2 separate regions of the Homo sapiens genome follow, and region 2 is linked to region 1. Evidence: read pairs that join two places in POLR2A ChIA-PET (ENCODE). Cell type or tissue: A673. All regions are shown on one strand. Each heading gives the region's core, and the rest is flanking DNA. Links, peaks and the distances in the headings are about the cores only. Region 1 overlaps TEX2 (testis expressed 2). Region 2 overlaps ERN1 (endoplasmic reticulum to nucleus signaling 1).

What was found. Peaks named below come from ENCODE experiments on the same cell type or tissue, not always from the same donor. Only the 100,000 strongest peaks of a DNase experiment are listed, where the experiment ranks them.
Region 2: POLR2A ChIA-PET joins it to region 1 with 6 read pairs; 2 of 35 experiments call an interaction of 5 or more read pairs at or near these places.

What each region holds. Positions count from the first base shown.
Region 1 is chr17:64,185,233-64,194,215 of GRCh38, forward strand. It overlaps TEX2 (testis expressed 2), which reads right to left. Exons shown (of 12, transcript NM_001288732.2): 4 at 8,327-8,657; 5 at 2,936-3,183. Among named protein-coding and RNA genes, the nearest start is that of SNORA50C, 43 kb to the left of the region's middle. In A673, for the core only: no CTCF peak of the experiment used is centred there; no DNase peak of the experiment used is centred there.
Region 2 is chr17:64,113,727-64,122,709 of GRCh38, forward strand. All of the region lies in intron 1 of ERN1 (endoplasmic reticulum to nucleus signaling 1), which reads right to left. Among named protein-coding and RNA genes, the nearest start is that of ERN1, 12 kb to the right of the region's middle. RefSeq lists enhancers at 7,312-7,371, 7,602-7,741. In A673, for the core only: no CTCF peak of the experiment used is centred there; a DNase peak (open chromatin) is centred at 4,865; H3K27ac peaks cover 852 bases.

The sequences.
Region 1 (8,983 bases), core at 405-8,404:
TGAAATGGAGAGTGGAAGTGCCTTATGCAACCTGAACACCAGAGCCTCACTACTGGAGGACAGGAACCATGGCCTCTCTCCCAGGCAGGCAATGCAGGGCACACAGAACCAGCAGCCTCCCTGGACTCACACCCCTGAGCAAATCTGCAGCTGACCTGTGGAGTCTCTCTTCCTGATGTACCCATGCTGGAAGTGGTACCATTGCACTTTCAGACATTTTTTAAAAAAGAGTTCCCTTGTTTCCTGAATTAAATCCCCTTCCAAACCAGGCACTAAACATTTGGAAAACTAGGCCCTTGCCCCCCAAAATAGTGATATTTTCTAATTCAAATTTTCAGCACCACTGCACTCCAGTCTGGGCGACAGAGTGAGACTCCAACTAAAAAAAGAAAAAAAAAATTTCATCAGAGGCCAGGCACAGTGGCTCACGCTGTAATTCCACCACTTTGGGAGGCCGAGGAGAGTGGATCACCAGAGGTCAGGAGTTCAAGACCAGCCTGGCCAACATTGTGAAACTCCGTCTCTACTAAAAATACAAAATTAGCCGGACGTGGTAGCGTGTGACTGCAGTCCTGGCTACTCAGGAGGCTGAGGCAGAAGAATTGCTTGAACCTGGGAGGCGGAGATGGCAGTGAGCCAAGATCACGCCATTGCACTCCAGCCTGGGGAAAAAGAGCAAAACTCCATCTCAAAAAAAAAAGTCATCAGACTTAGAAGAGGGAAAAGAAATGTCTGGGTGCTTAAAGGGTAAGTGCCAGGTGGCTGGAACAAGAGAGCCCCTGACAGCAATGCTGGGCTGTGACATCAGGGACCCCAGTGAACATAGCATACAATATGCACATGTAACACAAACCAAGGAAACAAAGCTCTAAAATCAGGTTTGTTTTTTAATTTGGGGAAATCTTTCAAAAGGAAGCATTTTATTGGATAATTTTCTTAACGTCAGTGCACAATTCTCCTCTTGATTTTCTTGAGTCTGATGAGAGTCCAGACAGCTGACAGCCTCGCATTTGGAGGGAGGGGAAACTCACCAGTGGTAAACAGGACCATTTGTAGAAAAGTTTTATATCACCCCACTCTTGCCTAGAGGGAGGTCTGCTTCCCACTAAAGCTGGGGTGACTCAGTGCAGAGGTAGTGGGTCGCAGGCCAGCAGAGGCATATGGTCTTTTATTGCCCTGACAAATTCAAACAGATCAGGTGAGTGACCTCTTCCACACTGAAGAGGATCAACGGATCAAGAGCAATGGCTTGCTTCTCATTAAGAACAGAAATACACATGGTCATTGTAAGAGGTCAAACACAGCCAAGGGCGGTGGCTCACGCCTGTAATCTCAGCACTTTGGGAGGCCGAGGCAGGTGCATCTCTTGAGCTCAGGAGTTCAAGACCAGACTGGGCAACATGGTGAAACCCCATCTCTACAAAAAATACAAAAATTAGCTGGGCATGGTGGCACACACCTGTAGCTCCAGCTACTTGGGAGGCTGAGCCCAGGAGGGTGAGAGGATCACTTGAGCCCAGGAGGTCGAGGTTGCAATGAGCCATGTTCACGACACTGCACTCCAGCCTGGGTGACACTGCGAGACCTTGTCTCAAAAAAAAAGAGGTCAAACACCTGGATATGAAAGAGAGGTTAAGTGTCCCCCAGGCAGAGACTGTGACTCTGAAGAGTGTGCAAAGTAGAGGCAGGAGGCCTCAGGCCAAGCAGGCTTTCAGAATAACCCAGCAAAATAGTCTCAGCGAGCCAAGGGGCCCCTGGGTTCTCAGGTGAGGTTTGCACACTCCATCACTTAGCAACTGTGTGACTAGGCTACCTAACTTCATCAAGCCTCAGTTTCTCCGCTTACAAAATGGAGACAATCCTGTCTAGTTTGCAGGACTGTTCAAGAGAGCAGAGTAATTCTATTAAAGTGCCTAACAGAGCCTGGCATCTGGCAGCTTACAGGAGTTATCTTATCAGAGATGATCCTAAGTCCGTGTCCGGTTACACTTTGTAAAGAATGTTCATGGTAAATCTTCAAAAGCACTGGGCATAGCCGAGGAGACTGAGAATTTGAAAATACAATGGTTTTGGAGGAATGAGACCTGAATCACCAGTGATTCTGCAACAACCCCTAGTGATCATCCAGTTGCTCAGGTCAAAGTGCAAATCTTGGCCTCTGCGTTCTCTCACGTCAGCAAATCCAGCCAGCGCCTCCTGCCAAGCACACCCCAGCCGAGCCTCTCCTCACCACCTACTGTCACTACCTTCACATTGATCCAGCCTTCACTATGACAGTCACCTCCCACTCCTTTTTTCCCTCTACAGCCAGTTCTCCACCAAGAGCCACTTATCTTTTTATACTTAGATCAGTCAACATCATACCCTGCTCAAAACCCTCCCATGGCCTCCCATCCTGATCCTCCAGCCTCCCTACCTCCCCATTTCCCTTGCTCACTGTCCGGCCAGGCCTCCTTGCTGTTCCTCGAATATTCCAAGCACATGCCTACAGCGGGCCCTTGGGTTGCTGCTTTTCCCACCTGGAGTGCTCCTCCCACACCCATCACCATGGCTCACTCCCCCGTGACCAACAGGTCTGTGCCCAAAAGTCACCTCCTCAAAGAGGCCCTTCCTGACCACCCATCCAAAATAGCAGAGAAAAACAGTACAAACTTTTTAAAATTAAAAATAAATAAATACATAAATAAATAAAATAGCAGTTCTGGCCACTTCCCCTCCTCCCTTGTCTGACTTTATTTTCATTCTTCCCACCACCTGGTGCTTGTTTCTTGCTGTCTTCCTGAGTAGATTACAAGTTCCCCAAAGGCAGGGTCCTTCTCTGTCTTGTGTACCACTGTTATCCCAGTGCCCACAACAGGGCTTCGGAGCACTTACGCATGAAGAAATGTGTCTAAGTCGAAAAGTGAAAAAGGTCCGGCCCAGCAGCCAGCTTTACCTTCTTCCCAGCTGTGGGGCTGCTCTCCGCACTCTGCAGGGGGCTCCTCTGGGGGCTTCGGCTTTCCTGGGGGACACACCTGCCCATGTACACGCTGTAGTCGAGAAGCATCTTCTGCCGCACGCTGCCTGCCAGCTCCTTCTGCTTTGGCTGTGACATGATCTCCTCCACACTGCCTTTGCTGCTGCTGCGGCTGTGGGTCAGGTGCCCGGACGGACTGTTGTGTCTGCTGTGTGCAGGCAAAAGCCCTGGAGCCAAGAAGACGGGGGCTATTCACACAATGAAGAAAACAACTGCAAAGTAAGCGGACTCCCTGAGAAAAGCAGCTACAATGCTATCAAATGACTGTTTAAAAATATTTATAAGGGGCTGGGCATGGTGGCTCACGCCTGTAATCCCAGCACTTTGAGAGGCCGAGGCGGGCGGATCACGAGGTCAGGAGATCGAGACCATCCTGGCTAACACAGTGAAACCCCATCTCTACTAAAAATACAAAAAATTAGCCGGGCGTGGTGGTGGGCGCCGGTAGTCTCAGCTACTCGGGAGGCTGAGGCAGGAGAATGGTGTGAACCCAGGAGGTGGAGCTTGCAGTGAGCCAAGATCATGCCACTGCACTCCAGTCTGGGCAACAGAGCGAGACTCCATCTCAAAAAAAAAAAAAAAAATTTTATAAGTTTATTTCCCACCCTGAAAAGTACCTTTTTCTCTAAGGTAATTTTTAAGAACGGTTTTTATTCCTCTCCAAGATAATTAGAGTAATGGAAGTAAAGAAATATAGTTGGTAGGTACTATTCTCTTTTCTCCTGATGATCTTTTAGGAAAAGGTCAAATATAGGACCAACACATCCCAAGTAGTGGCGAACTTGTCAGTGCTATCAGGGGTAAATGGAAAGTGGGTAGAGAGCTAATTAATTGTTCATCCACAAGCTCACAGCAATTCCAAAGATGTCTTTCATTCGACAAATTATGCATCAAGCACTTTCAAGCACACCATGCTAAAAAGAAGACATAATCCCTGCCCTTGAACTCACGCACCTAAGCAGATAAATCACAATCTTCTGTAACAAGTGTCAAAATTGTAGCACAACTAAGGGACTCTCTGGGCAAAAAGAAGGGGGTGACTACCTCTGCCCAAGAGACTGGAGCGGTGCTTACCCTAGCTGACTTTCACAGCAGTGACATCTACGCTGTATCTTGAGGGAATAGTTGCCATTTTCCTGGCCCAGGTGGGGAAGAGTATTCCAGGTACAGGAAGCAGCATATGCAAAAAGCAGTGACAGGGCACAGTATGTTTGGAGGCCAGTGAGAGATTCAGTGAAGTTCTAAGCATAGTACGGGGGGCAGAGGATAGGAAATGAGGATGGAGAGATTAGCCAGGAACAGACTGCAAAGTGCCTCAAAAGCCAACCTCGAATTTAATATTGACCCTGTTGCGCCAGAGGTTTTAAGCATGGGATGCGCCTGATGCTAACAATTTTATTTAGATTTACTCTGATGGCCAGGTGAAACGTAAAGTGGTTAAAATCAAACCAGGCTGGGCGCGGTGGCTCACGCCTATAATCTCGGCACTTTGGGAGGCCGAGACAGATGAATCACTTCAGGTCAGGAGTTCGAGACCAGCCTGGCCGACATGATGAAACCCCATCTCTACTAAAAATACAAAACATTAGCCTGGCATGGTGGCCTGTACCTGTAGTCCTAGCTACTGGGGGAGGCTGAAGGCAGGATAATCGCTTCAACCTGGGAGGCGGAGGTTGCAGTGAGCCAAGATCATACCACTGCACTCCAGCTTGGGCAACAGAGCAAGACTCTGTCTCAAAAAAAAAAAAAAGAAAGAAAGAAAGAAAGAAATCAAAAAATCAAATCAAACCATTTTCTTCTTAAGAGGCTCCAACCATCAGAACCATAATTCCCCAGAGCCTCACAAAGGGTCACGCAAGCCATTTCTTAATTTAAATTTTAGCCAGATAATTTCCAGCACTTTAATATTTTACACTGCATAACTATAAAAATACATTTTTGTAACTTTTATTATCCTTATACCGTTTTCATGTTTAGCATTTTTTTAATTGCTAGGATAAAAGCTACATCAAAAACATTAAAAAATAGATGTAAACTAATATTACATTTAATATCCTGGATTGGATCCTGGAAGAGAAAAAGGACATTAGTAGAAAAACCAGTGAAATCCAAATAAAGATTACAGTTTAGTTAATAGTAAAAAAGAGAAAAAAAGATGAAATAAACAGGGCAGCATGATACCAACACTTCAAACCAAACTGATCCCATTGTGACTGAGCCACACTCCATGTAGAGGAGGAAAGGAACCCCCTACGAGGCCTGGCTGGTGCTCATTGCCCACAGAACAGCCTCTTCACATCACCTCACCCTTCCCCTGAGTGGGACAAAGCACAGGAGTCGTCACTGCACTGTGGGTCTCATGGACAATAGCCCCTGATAAAGTCAAGGACCTTCCTGTGCAGAGACCATACTGGAATTCTGCCAAATGACCATGTGGCTTTCCTGCTGTCTCCAGATTCTTATTCCTCCGGGAGGCCTTTCCTGACCTGCAGCCTGGGCACTGCTGGCTGGAAATGCAGAATCTCAGCCCCACCCATGACCTCGAGTCAGAACCTGCATCTTAAGATCCCGTCAAACATTCAAGTCTGAGAAGCACAATCCGTGTTGCTAGAGAAATCTATGATTTTGGTGACAGCATCCCTGAGGGAGAGGACAGGGCAGGTCGTCGAGCAGGAAGACTTCTAACTTCTTGGTACTGATAGATGTACCTGGCCTCAGAGAATCAGACCAGTCCTACCTTCACGGCTGACCACCTATGTAGTCACTGATTCAGAGATGGTTTTGAAGAACAGCACAGTGCTCACCAATTTACCTTGCTACTAGTTTAATCACACTTTTGGTGGCTTAAACTTACCATAAATATCTCAATTCATAGCTTTCAAAGGCAACCCAGACTTACAGATGTACGAAGACATTAGTGGTGTGTGAGCCTTGCTTTAGTACCAGTGAGTGCACTGAAGGTTTTCCCACATCTCTGACTCTTACCATTATGTTTGTTGTGTGCTGAGTGGAACTTTTGGCAGGATTTCCAAAAATTGAACTCGTTAAAAATAATCAAATGCTTTATTTAAGTCCATGAATAACATGCCTCTTTTGAAGGTGCTCTGGGGGGCCCCTAAGTACCTAAGGTGGTGTTTCCTGGTGGCCCCATATACCCCCGTGGGTTACCTGATTCTGAGCTTCAGTGCCTAGACCAGTAGACCTTTATATTTCCAGTAGGAATACAATCTGAGCCACATAAACAATTTTAAATTTTCTAGTAGTCACATTTAAAAATGTAAAAAGAGGTCGGGCACAGTGGCTCACGCCTGTAATCCCAGCACTTTGGGAGGCCAAGGTGGGCGGTTCACTTGAGGCTGGGAGTTTAAGATCAGCCTGACCAACATAGTGAAATCCTGTCCCTACTAAAGATATAAAAAATTAGCTGGGCGTGATGGCGGGTGCCTGTAATCCCAGCTACTCAGGAGGCTGAGGCAGGAGAACTGCTTGAACCTGGGAGGCGGAGGTTGCAGTGAGCCAAGATCGTGTCACTGCACTCCAGCCTGGGCAACAAAGCTAGACTCCATCTCAAAAAAAAAAAAAAAAAAAAAAAAAAGAAAGAAAGAAAAAGAAAGGTAAAAAGAATACAATTAATTTGAATATATTTTTAACCCAATATATCTAAAATATTATTTCAACATGTAACCAATATAAGAAGTTATTAATGAGATATTTTACATTCTTTTATTGGACTAAGACTTTGAAATCCAATGTGCATCTTATACTTAGAGCACACCTCCATCTGGACTGGCCACACTTCAAGTGTTCAAAAGCCACATGGGGCTGGTGGCTACCGTAAGAAGCAGCACAGGTTTAGACCTACCAGGAGAGCTAGGCAGTGCCTGGTGCTGAGGAGTTCTTACCCACTTGAATTTTCTTTTACTCAGTGTTATGGGTTGAATTGTGTCCTCCAAAAAATATGTTAAAGTCCTAACCCCAGTATCTCAGAATGTGACCTTATTTGGAAACAGAGTCATTGTAGATGCCATTCATTAAAATAAAGTCATACTAGAAACAGGGTGGGCTCCTAATCCCATATGACTGGTGTCCTTCCAAGAAGACACAGAGCCACTGACAGACAATGCCATGTGATGATAGGCCAGTGTGGAGTGATGCGGCTGCGGGCCAAGTATTGATGGTCACCACCAGAAGCTGCAAACACGCAAGGAAGGATTCTATGCAGAGTCTCACAAGGAGCATGGCCCTGCTAACACCTTGATTTCAGACTTCCAGCCTCCAGTACTGTGAGAGAATACATTTCTGTTGTAAATCACCCAGCTTGTGGTATTTTGTCCCAGCAGCCCTAGGAAATAAATATATCTAGTAATCTCCCCATTCGTCTTGATTCTTAAAAGGGACTTCTTAGATCTCAGTGCTGGGATTAGGATGGAATCTGGTGTTGAAGCTGACAGAATGGAAGGTTAGCAAAGGAGTTAGGGCAAAGGCTCAGATTATGTTCCAGGGGAAGGAACCAAAGCACTCTGAAGCAATGTGTGACACTCATGTGACCAGCATAACTCCCGGATCAACACAAATGCCTTGTTAGAGAAAGCCCCAGAGTGGCTCCCTCCTAGTCTTTGTTTCAGATCCATGTAAGAAAGCTTTCCCTAATAACACCCACACTGGTCTTGTCCCAATTATTTGTTACACCACACTCATTTTAGCATGGCAATTTGTGAACACCTGACTCATACGTGCCAGTTTTGCATAACAGGCACAACACCTGAAGGACAGGGGAGCTACTGCTTTTTACTGGTTTTGTGTCTCTTGCAGCTCCAAGCCCAGCCAAAGCTGAGCAAAGAGGTGCTGCATGGTTATCAATCCGAATGACCACGATCTGACCTGAATGGTCAGGAAGTGCAAGGATTCTGCATTCTATGGCAAGCTCAGGCTCGGAAGACATATTGAGGGTCAGGTGCTCGAAAGTACCAGCCTGAAGGATCTCCCTGACTCACCTGCCATCTCAGAACCAGGGTTTTTCTGTTGCTGCTTCTCTCAGGGGAGTCACATTATATACAAATAAAACATAACCAGCAAAGGCTAATAAACATCATCTGCAAATGGATCCATCATTGGTTAAATGATTTGGGACAGACGGCTGCAGTGATCAGCCTAGATGGTAAATGAGTCATGAGAATGCACATTAGGTGGCAGACAACCATCAGTTCAGGGTGGGCTTCCTTCCTTCCTTCCTTCCTACCTGGCATTCTTTCTCTATTCTCCCTAGTGGCCCTTTAAAAATGCATAAGCATTTAGCACAAACATCATTACCTGGTTTACCTCCAGAGACACCCGATGACTTCTTGATTTCCGACTTTAGCTTAGATGCCAGAATAAATCTCCTAAACCATTCCTCTTTTTCTCGGCCAGTTCTCCCAAAGAGATAGAGTATCTGATCTCGCTGGCTAGATCTTGTTCCCTCCTGAGGGCGGGGTGGCTTCTTAGGGTCCTCACTTCCCTCAGCTGGCGGCTTCTCTTCTGAAGTCTCCTTATCAGTCTGAGCTTTAGACATAAAGTCATCTTGCTGACCAAGCTCGATACAAATGGGGTACTTTTTATTCCAGATTCGCTTTCGAGCCAAAGTTTTAGGTACAAGATAAATCTACAGAGAAAGAAAAATGATGATTTATATATTAAAGATTGGCTACACTATGCATTAATATTATGCATAGCACAAAGTGCAAACCTTATAGACTTTTTGACTAAAATGATGAATATGAAATAACTTTCAACACTTGTTCATAACATGACTACAGAAACTGGAATTTTCAGAAGTGTCTTGTTATTCTTCAAAATCATTCCACAAAGTAGGCATTTAATAATTTTGCGAGAGTTATAAATATCCGTAATTTTCAGGTGGCAGTAGCACAATAATAATGTTTAGCTGCTTATCATCAACTATGTTTGGCTATCAACTGAATTTAATGA
Region 2 (8,983 bases), core at 555-8,554, 71 kb before region 1:
AGGCTGGAGTGCAGTGGCGTGATCTCGGCCCACTGCAACCTTCACCTCCTGGGTTCAAGCAATTCTCTGCCTCAGCCTCCCGAGTAGCTGGGATTACAGGCGCCCACCACCATGCCCGGCTAATTTTTGTATTTTCAGTAGAGATGGGGGTTTCACCATCTTGGCCAGGCTGGTCTTGAACTCCTGACCTTGTGATCCACCCACCTCGGCCTCCCAAAGTGCTGGGATTACCGGCGTGAACCACCGTGCCCGGTGACCTTTACCTAAATCTATGCCACAAAGTCCTCTGTGTCCCTAGAATAATTCCATGGGCTTTCAAAGACTGTAATAAGAAGGTAAATGCTAAAAAAAAAAAAAAAAAAGCTTTTGCAAGGAGTGTTGAGTCAACATAAGTAAAGCTCTTGAACGGGCCTAATATACAGTAAGCATCATGTAAGTGTCAGTTACTATTATTCATTAAGAACTGTATGAGACACTAGGATCTAATCACAACAAATGAGATCTGGTTTCCTGCTTTCATGGAGCTTACAGTCCAATAGGAGACCCCAGTAATCAATAATGACACAAACATAAAATGACAAATTGTAGTAAGTGCCATGAAAGGGACATACTGGAAACTGCGACAGCATAACAGAAGAAGAGCATCTGGTCTTGTGATGGTGGGGGAAGCACAGTGTTAAAAATGATGTTTGAGTTAAGATCTATAGGAAAGGGAGAAGGAAAGAAGAATTTCCTGGGCAGAGGGAATAGCCTATGCAAAATTCTGAGACTGCAGAGAATTTGTTGTGTTTGAGGACCCGGTGGACCAGTGTAGCTGGACAGAGAAGGCAGAGGGGATATGGGACACGGTGAGGTTGGGGGAGAAGTCCCAGAATGGCGTGGGCCACAAGAGTCAGAATCTTTTTTTTACGTGTCTTATTTGTTATCTATGCAGCTGAAGGAAAGAACAGGAAGGTTGCTGTTCACATCGTTGTAAAGCCACCTGGAAGAAAAAAAAGCACTCTCCCTAAGGTGAGGCGTGTAATACACCAACCACAATCTGTTCACACTCTCGGTGAGTCTCCTCCAGTGTTTTAATTTATACTAACATTCGACTGATGTTGCCTAGCTGGTTTACAGCTGAATATTAGCAGAACACATCAGAACTTCGTAGGAGAGCGTAGTAAATATGGCTGTTTTTGTGATGAAATGTGGCCTTCAGAACAAACCCCAAGGCAGGTTTTCTTGCTTCCTAAGACTCCTCATTTGAGGGGGAGCCATTTCTCTGACTAGCCATCATGCATGGAATCAGAAAGCTCCCTCTGAAGGGTTGAGGAGTTAAACCTGCACCTTCCCGTCTTTTTAATCTTCCAGGCGCCCCATCTCCACAGTACCTGCAGTCAGTGCCAGGACTATTTTCATTACAAGAGGCAGAAATCTTGGGGATACTAAACTTACAGGACAAGGTAAGTCATTGGCTCATGGTCTCACATTACTCAAGTAGGCTGGCAAGGACTTCAGGATTTGCCAATCTCTTCCAGGCACTCCCTGCCTCATACTTCTTCCTGTTGGCTGACTCTTCTATTTCAACTCCTGTGTGCTAGTTCACTTACTCCAACCCTGCCCCTAAGCTGGACTCTTATCCTACATATATGCAGAAAGAAGGGTCCTGTTACACACAAGGCAATGCCGCCCCAAGGCCTGTAAAACTCCTGGCTTCAAGGGGTTTGCCGTCTAGCAGGAGAGTCGTGTAATGCAGAAAAAAAGACGGCAAGTTCCATGGCCGAACTTCCCGAAAGCTGACTTGGCAGCATATCCAGGTCCTGCCCAGAGCAGTTCCAAGAGTCTGGTCCCACCCTACCCTGCTCAGCTGTCTTCTCACTCCTTGCCCTAGCCTGTGTCCATATAGCTTCAAAACCTGTTATTTTATCCTCTCAAAACTCTTTGGTTTAAAAACAAAACCAAAGTTCCTCAGGTATCCTCATGAGTCTGGAACATATAGATGCTTTTGGGGTGAATGAAGCTGACAGAAGATGAGGTGGGCACACAGATGCATGGTCTGGTTTGAGCTCTGGGCAAGTCATTAGATTTTTCCAGGCATGGGTTTCCAAGAAAGTAAGAAGCCTGAGGTGGATGGTGGCTGCAGCTCTGAAGCATGATGATCCATGACTTACCAGACCCTCATCTCTCCTCAGGCTTTGCTGCAGCTTCTTCTAGCCCCAACCAATCAAAACATGCCCAAAATCCGCATAACAATTTGACAGAGTTTAGAAGTCCTAATGCCTTTGAACATAGTCATTTCCAATCCTGGTCTTGCAACATCTAAGTGTCTCCGCTTATCTCAAAATATTGCAACATTAGAAATTAGTAATAATCTGACTCACTTTAAGGTTCAGGATGGGGAAAAGAAATACCATGAAAATCAACTAATGTTACATGGGACCAGGTGGCTGATTCCCAGGCACACCTACCTACTATAGACTCTAAAAGCAACCATCTCCTAAACTGAAAGGGTGATACCTTTTCTTCTGCCAACCACAAATCAGATAAGTGATTGAACTTTTACCAGGCACCGAAAGCCCCAGAGATTTCCAAGCACTGAACCATCAAGATCAAGATAACTTAGGGTCCGTTTTACAAGCAACTGTGGCTTGGTTCCCAGTTAGTCGAGCACCAAAACTACAGATAAACTTGTTCTTAATCTCCACATATAAAGGAAACCGTTTTCTTCTTTGCAAAACCAGCTCATGGCAAGTGGAAAACGAACCCTAACAGAATTCTAGAATAAGGTCACTGGATTGCTCATAATGAGGTAGTACCTTTAAAGGTCAGAGATTCCCCAAATTTGTTCTTAGAACTTTCTTACCGCATTTCAATTTATCGGGAGATGTTACAAATACTCCTACAATGGAAAAAAAATGTAATCTTATTTAATGTAAAAAAAAAATAACACACACACACACACACACAAACACACCCATTTGTGTATTTGGGTGCACAGCCATCACAAAAATCAAAGAATGGCTGGTTCTGACCCCTCTGAGTTGTGGGGGTTTTCTGAGGTTTCCCTGACAGGATTTAATGTCTTATCATGTTATCCTTAAAAATCAACAACGTGGCCGGGAGCGGTGGCTCATGCCTGTAATCCCAGCACTTTGGGAGGCCGAGGTGGGCGGATCACAAGGTCCGGAGATTGAGACCATCCTGGCTAACACGGTGAAACCCTGTCTTTACTAAAAATACAAAAAAAAAAAAAAAAAGCCAGGTGTTGTGGCGTGTGCCTGTATTCCCAGCTACTTGGGAGGCTGAGGCAGGAGAATGGTGTGAACCCGGGAGGCGGAGCTTGCAGTGAGCAGAGATCATGCCACTGCCCTCACTCCAGCCTCAACGACAGAGTGAGATTCCATCTCAAAAAATAAATAAATAATAAAAATTTTTAAAAAAATCAACAATGTGGCCAGGCGCAGTGGCTCATGCCTGTAACCCCAGCACTTTGGGAGGCCAAAGCAGGTGGATCACTTGAGGCCAGGAGTTTGAGACTCACCTGGGCAACATGGCGAAACCCCGTCTCTACTAAAAATACAAAAATTAGCTGGGCGTATTGGCACATGGCTGTAATCCCAGCTACTCGGGAGGCTGAAGCACGAAAATCACTTGAACCCGGGAGGCGGAGGTTGCAGTAAGCCAAAATCACGCCACTGCACTCCAGTGTGGGCGACACAGTGAGACTCTATCTCAAAAAAAAAGAAAGAAAAAGAAAAAGAAAAGAAAAAAGAAATAGAAAGTAAAGAAAAATCAACAATGTTCACGCTCAGTCCCTCATATTTGCTCAGGATTTTCAGACATACCTGAGGACTATCAACACCAGTCCTCCAGAAGATTAGACAAGAAACAAACAGGAGCACCAACCTGTACATTACCCCAACACTAAGTGACGTGGTGCTATTTGGAGTGCAGGAAGGGATCTAGTCTACGAGAGTACAGTGGTCAGGGAAGGCCCTAGGCCCTATACAAGACAGGTGAGCGAGAGCCGATGAAACCACACCACGGTGTGTGGCAACTTACGAGGCCTCCATCTCCCTTGCTCTGCTCTATGTTTCTCCCCTGCAACCCCTGCAGAATTTTATCACCTTATCACATTCTATATAATGTATTTACCATGCTGTTGTCTATCCCAACCAACTAGGTAGAAGTTCCATGAGGGCGGGGGTCTTTGTTTTGTTCATGTTTCCCAAGCATCTCAAACAGTGCTTGGCATAAAATATGTACTCAAAAAGTTGATAAATAAATGGATGAACAGATGAAATTCACTACATTCAAGAGCTAGGAAGCTGGGAGGCTCAAAGCAAAGCAGCCCTCCCATCTTCTACCTCCCCGTATGAGGCTGCACCAGAAAAAGAGGCGGCTGGGGGACTAGTCGCTTTCACCTAAATGGTGATCCTAATTTGGGAAGACATTTGGAAACAGGCCCACCAAAGAGATTTTCTGGTTCCGTTGCTTTGTTTTACAGATGAGGAAGCAGAGGGGGAAATAACTCATTTGCCCAAAGTTGCACAGCTAGCTAGTACAGAACCTCCGGACTCTCACTTGCTGAAAGAATGCATACAATTTCATCATATGGGGCAAACACACATATAGAAACAAGATACTGGCCCTATGATTACATTTAAAAACAGCTAAAATGATTTTACATTTAAAAACAGCTAAATGCCTATCTGCTCAAGGAGTGCAGAACTGGTCTGCCACTTGGGATTTCCTTTAAGCATTAAGTTAAATTAGGAAACAGCCCTGGTGCTGGAGTCCACACAGCGCTTTCAGGCCAGGTGCCAAGCCCCATTCCAAGGTTGTATTCAAAGAGCGGGCTCCCAATTCTACTGACATTTGTCAACTTGGTTCCAGCAGAGTTTTGGATTTGGTCCAGCCCACTCAATGTGATGCTTGAAAGCAAGTGTCCTCCTGTTTCTAAACCAGCTAATAAAGATCCTCTGAGAAACAACTGAGATGGGTCCGGGAGCTGAGACAACTGACTGGTCCTCTCCTGTGTTCTACAGTTGGGCTTGTCAGCTCGGCACCTGCTATAAAAACCCTTCGAGGGAACTCTGCCTGACTCAGGCAATGAGGCTAATAGCCAGCTCTCACATGAAAAGGGGAAGGGAGTGTCACAGCCTGCACCCTCCCACCATTTGCTTCCAAAACATATGTTCCCACCCTGATAGGAAAGTTCCTGTTGGTTCACAAGCTTCTTCTTGTGCTTTAACTAACTCACTCCTTCTACAAATCCCTTCTCCTCACTCGCAATGGCTATTTCATTTTTGTTATGGAAGGTTCTTTTAAAACCATGAAGATGATTTTACCCATCAGGATACTGTGAAGGAGCCTGGAAAACAACATTGTTTTGATTTCTTAAGCCTCTTAATATATGGAAAAGGCAATAAACAAATATATAAATAAATAAACAAGCATAAGTCGGGTAACTTTAAATAAACATTTAAACATCTTACAATTCAGTAACTAAATATGTTTTAATATAAGGCCTATTAGTTAAAGCTGATAAAAGCAATTTCAACAGTTTGTATTCAAAGGAAAAAATCCATTAAATTACCTGCTCTTTAAAAGTTGAATGATATAGTACAGTAGAGAAAATGTAATATTAGGTTCCTTTTTTTCTAGGTTTTTTTTTTTTTTTTTTTTTTTTTTTTTGAGATTGAGTTTCACTCTTGTTCCCCAGGCTGGAGTGCAGTGGTGGGATCTTGGCTCACTGCAACCTCTGCCTCCTGGGTTCAAGCAATTCTCCTGCCTCAGCCTCCCAAGCAGCTGGGATTACAGGCACGCGCCACCACGCCTGGCTAATTTTTGTCATTTTTTTAGTAGAGACGGGGTTTCACCATGTTGGCCAGGCTGATCTCCAACTCCTGACCTCAGATGATCCGCCCGTCTCAGCCTCCCAAAGTGCTGGGATTACAGGCATGAGCCACCACGCCTAGAACTAGAAATAAAGTTAGAACTTTATTTCTAGTTCTAACACTAACTAGCGGACTCTATCAATCCTAACCTCTCTGTAAAATGAGCCAAATGCTGTGTCTAGTCTGGTCCCGTGCTCTGTGACGTGACTGGGAATTTGGAGATGCATTTGTTCTTTCCAGGATTAAGGTACAAAAATTACTTGAAGGCCTCATCCTGGCTGCACATCAGAGTCACTTGGGCCTTAAAACATTTTTTGCTGGTTTATTTGGTAGAGATGGGGTCTTTCATTGTTGCCCAGTCTGGTCTCAAACTCCTGACTTCAAGTGATCCTCTTGTCTTGGCCTCCCAAAGTGCTGGGATTACAGGTGTAAGCCACTGAGCCTGGCCTTAAACATTTTTTTTTTAAAAAAGAAAAGATGCCGGCCCCCACTCCCAGAGATTCCAATTTCATTCACATAGGATGGGGCCCCAGCACAGCGTTTTTAAAAAGCTCCCCAGGTGACTGAGTCATGGCTGGGAAGCACCGCCTCAAGTAACACATTCCTAGCCACAGTTGTGGCCCCCTGTACAGGTGATTCTCTCACTCCTAGTGGCCCCTCAGGAGTCATGGGCCATTTGCTTTAAGAGAAGAGAGATCTGATTTACCTTGGTCAACAAACTTCTCTGACTCAACTGGAGATCAATGACAATGTCAGGTTCTAGGGATGTGACAGCACTGTTTGTTCAGAGAATGTACAGAAAAATTCGGTTTCCATGACAGACACTCCTGCAGCCCAGACAAACAATTATTCCTTCATCTGACAGAGAGGGGGGAAATAATCCACTGGAGAATGGGATGGTTTTGAATTATAATTATAAATTAGTCTACTAACAAAGGAAGTCATGTTTAATACATGAGAGGACAACTCTGGGCCAAGGTTCATTTTTTTAACAGTGAAACATCATGCTGAGTGAAAAATGAAACTGACATGAAATAATCACAAACTGTTTACCTCATGGAGTTTGGCAATGGAAAAATTAATCTCATTACTGATAAGAAGAGCCCACCAAAAGAACACTACACACTATGGGTCACGTCCACCCAAGCAAATATCCTGAAAGCTCCTCTAGTTCTGTAGAAAGACACACAACTGGTGCAATCCCATTAAAGAATATAAAATATAGCTGAAGCAATACCTCCCACCCCCATCCACAACCCACTTGCTTGATGATATAATACAGCCCCTTTATTGGTCTTAATGAGTCTCAAAGAAGAATTCAATAAATATTTGCTGAGTGCCCCCTACAGTGGGTATAACCAGCATGCCACGTTAAATGCCACAGAGGATGCAACCATCAGCAAGCCAGGGTCCCTGCCTTCTCGGATGAACCAGCAAGGGAAGTGAGACACACTCCCAGGGGCACCTTCCTTCCCCCCTTGCTCCTTCCTTCCCTCATTAGTCTCCTCTGAGAGCTACCTAAGCTAACTTGAATCCCTCCATTGTGGTTTAAGAGCCAGAGTCACAGCCACTGTCTCTCTCCTGTCATCACAGACCTGCTCCCTGGTGCCAGAACTGCTTGGCAGGTGGCGCCTCTGCAAAGGCAAACACCCAGAACCAGCACGGTAATGCAAGAGTTCTATCTTTTCAGGACTTCTTGGTGAAGGCTGTGACTGAGCTAGAGAAGAGCGGCTTGGGTTAAAGGCCTCTAAGGAAAGAACTTTCAGTTTTGTTCTTTCAGACATATGACTAGGCGAGATGTTACTGAAAACATGCACCTGCTTGGATATTATTAGACTCCAAGCAAAGAAATTAGCTTAAACTGTGAATTAGGCTTAGCAGGCAATTTTTTGTTGTTGTTGTTGAGACGGAGTCTCTGTTGCCCAGGCTGGAGTGCAATGGCAGGATCTCAGCTCACTGCAACCTCCGCCTCCCAGGTTCAAGCGATTCTTCTGCCTCAGCCTCATGAGTAGCTGGGATTACAGGTGCCCGCCACCATGCCTGGCTAATTTTTGTATTTTTGTAGAGATGGGGTTTCACCATGTTGGCCAGGCTGGTCTTGAACTCCTGACCTTATGATCCGCCCGCCTCAGCTTCCTGAAGTGCTGGAATTACAGGCGTGAGCCACTGTGCCCAGCCGAGCAGGCTTTTAATCCCTACTCTCTCCATGATTGCTGGATTTGACTCTACAGTTGAAAATGGCCAATTTCCTTGATGGAGACTCTCAGGTGAAGGCAGCATTCCCATCTCAAAATGGCATCTTCGCACAACTGCAACAAAGGGTAGAAGGCCATGATTCTTAACGGAGGAAAAATAACATTATCTGGGTATTTTCCTGAAGCTTACAAGAAAGCCTACTGGCCTAGACCTTCTCTAGATCCTTCTCTCATGGCCACATAGTTTGGTCAGCTCCTCAGGGTATGACTGAGGGTAGCCAGACTGGTTTGTCCCAACATACGCACCAGAACATAAGCACTGCAGGGGCTTCTCTTCAAAGGGAGGTAGGAGGATCAAGTTTAAGGTTTGGTTCTGCCACTCACACATGACCCTGGACAGGTTACCAGCCCTTGCTGGTTGCCTTTTCCCATCTGTCTGCTCTGGAAGACAGAGCAGGGTAGTAATTTTTCTCAGCTTGGGAGAGGAGGGTAATGCCTGAGAGAGGGTGCCCCAAACACCACCCTCCTAGGTTCTGATGTGCTCATACTGTTACTGAGGGATGTGCGCCATATTTCTTATGTGCAGCTGGAAGGGGAAAAAATTGAGACTCATTGGACTACATGGCCGAGAGCCCATCAAGCAGTCTAATGCACTCTGATTCCAGTTATCTTGGGAGGCTACACATCTATTCATACATGCTTCTAGGGCTCAAAATATTTCTGGAATTCTTTGGAAATTCCCTTCAAAGAATATACTTTTGAATCCCCTAAATGGTAAAAATCCTGTTCACTTTAGGATGGATTTCATTTTAATAAATAGCTGAAAACCAAATCCAAGTGTCCTCAATAAATTGTGTGATCAAACTGGGTAATAACAATTTTGATCAAAAGTGTAGTGTGAATCAT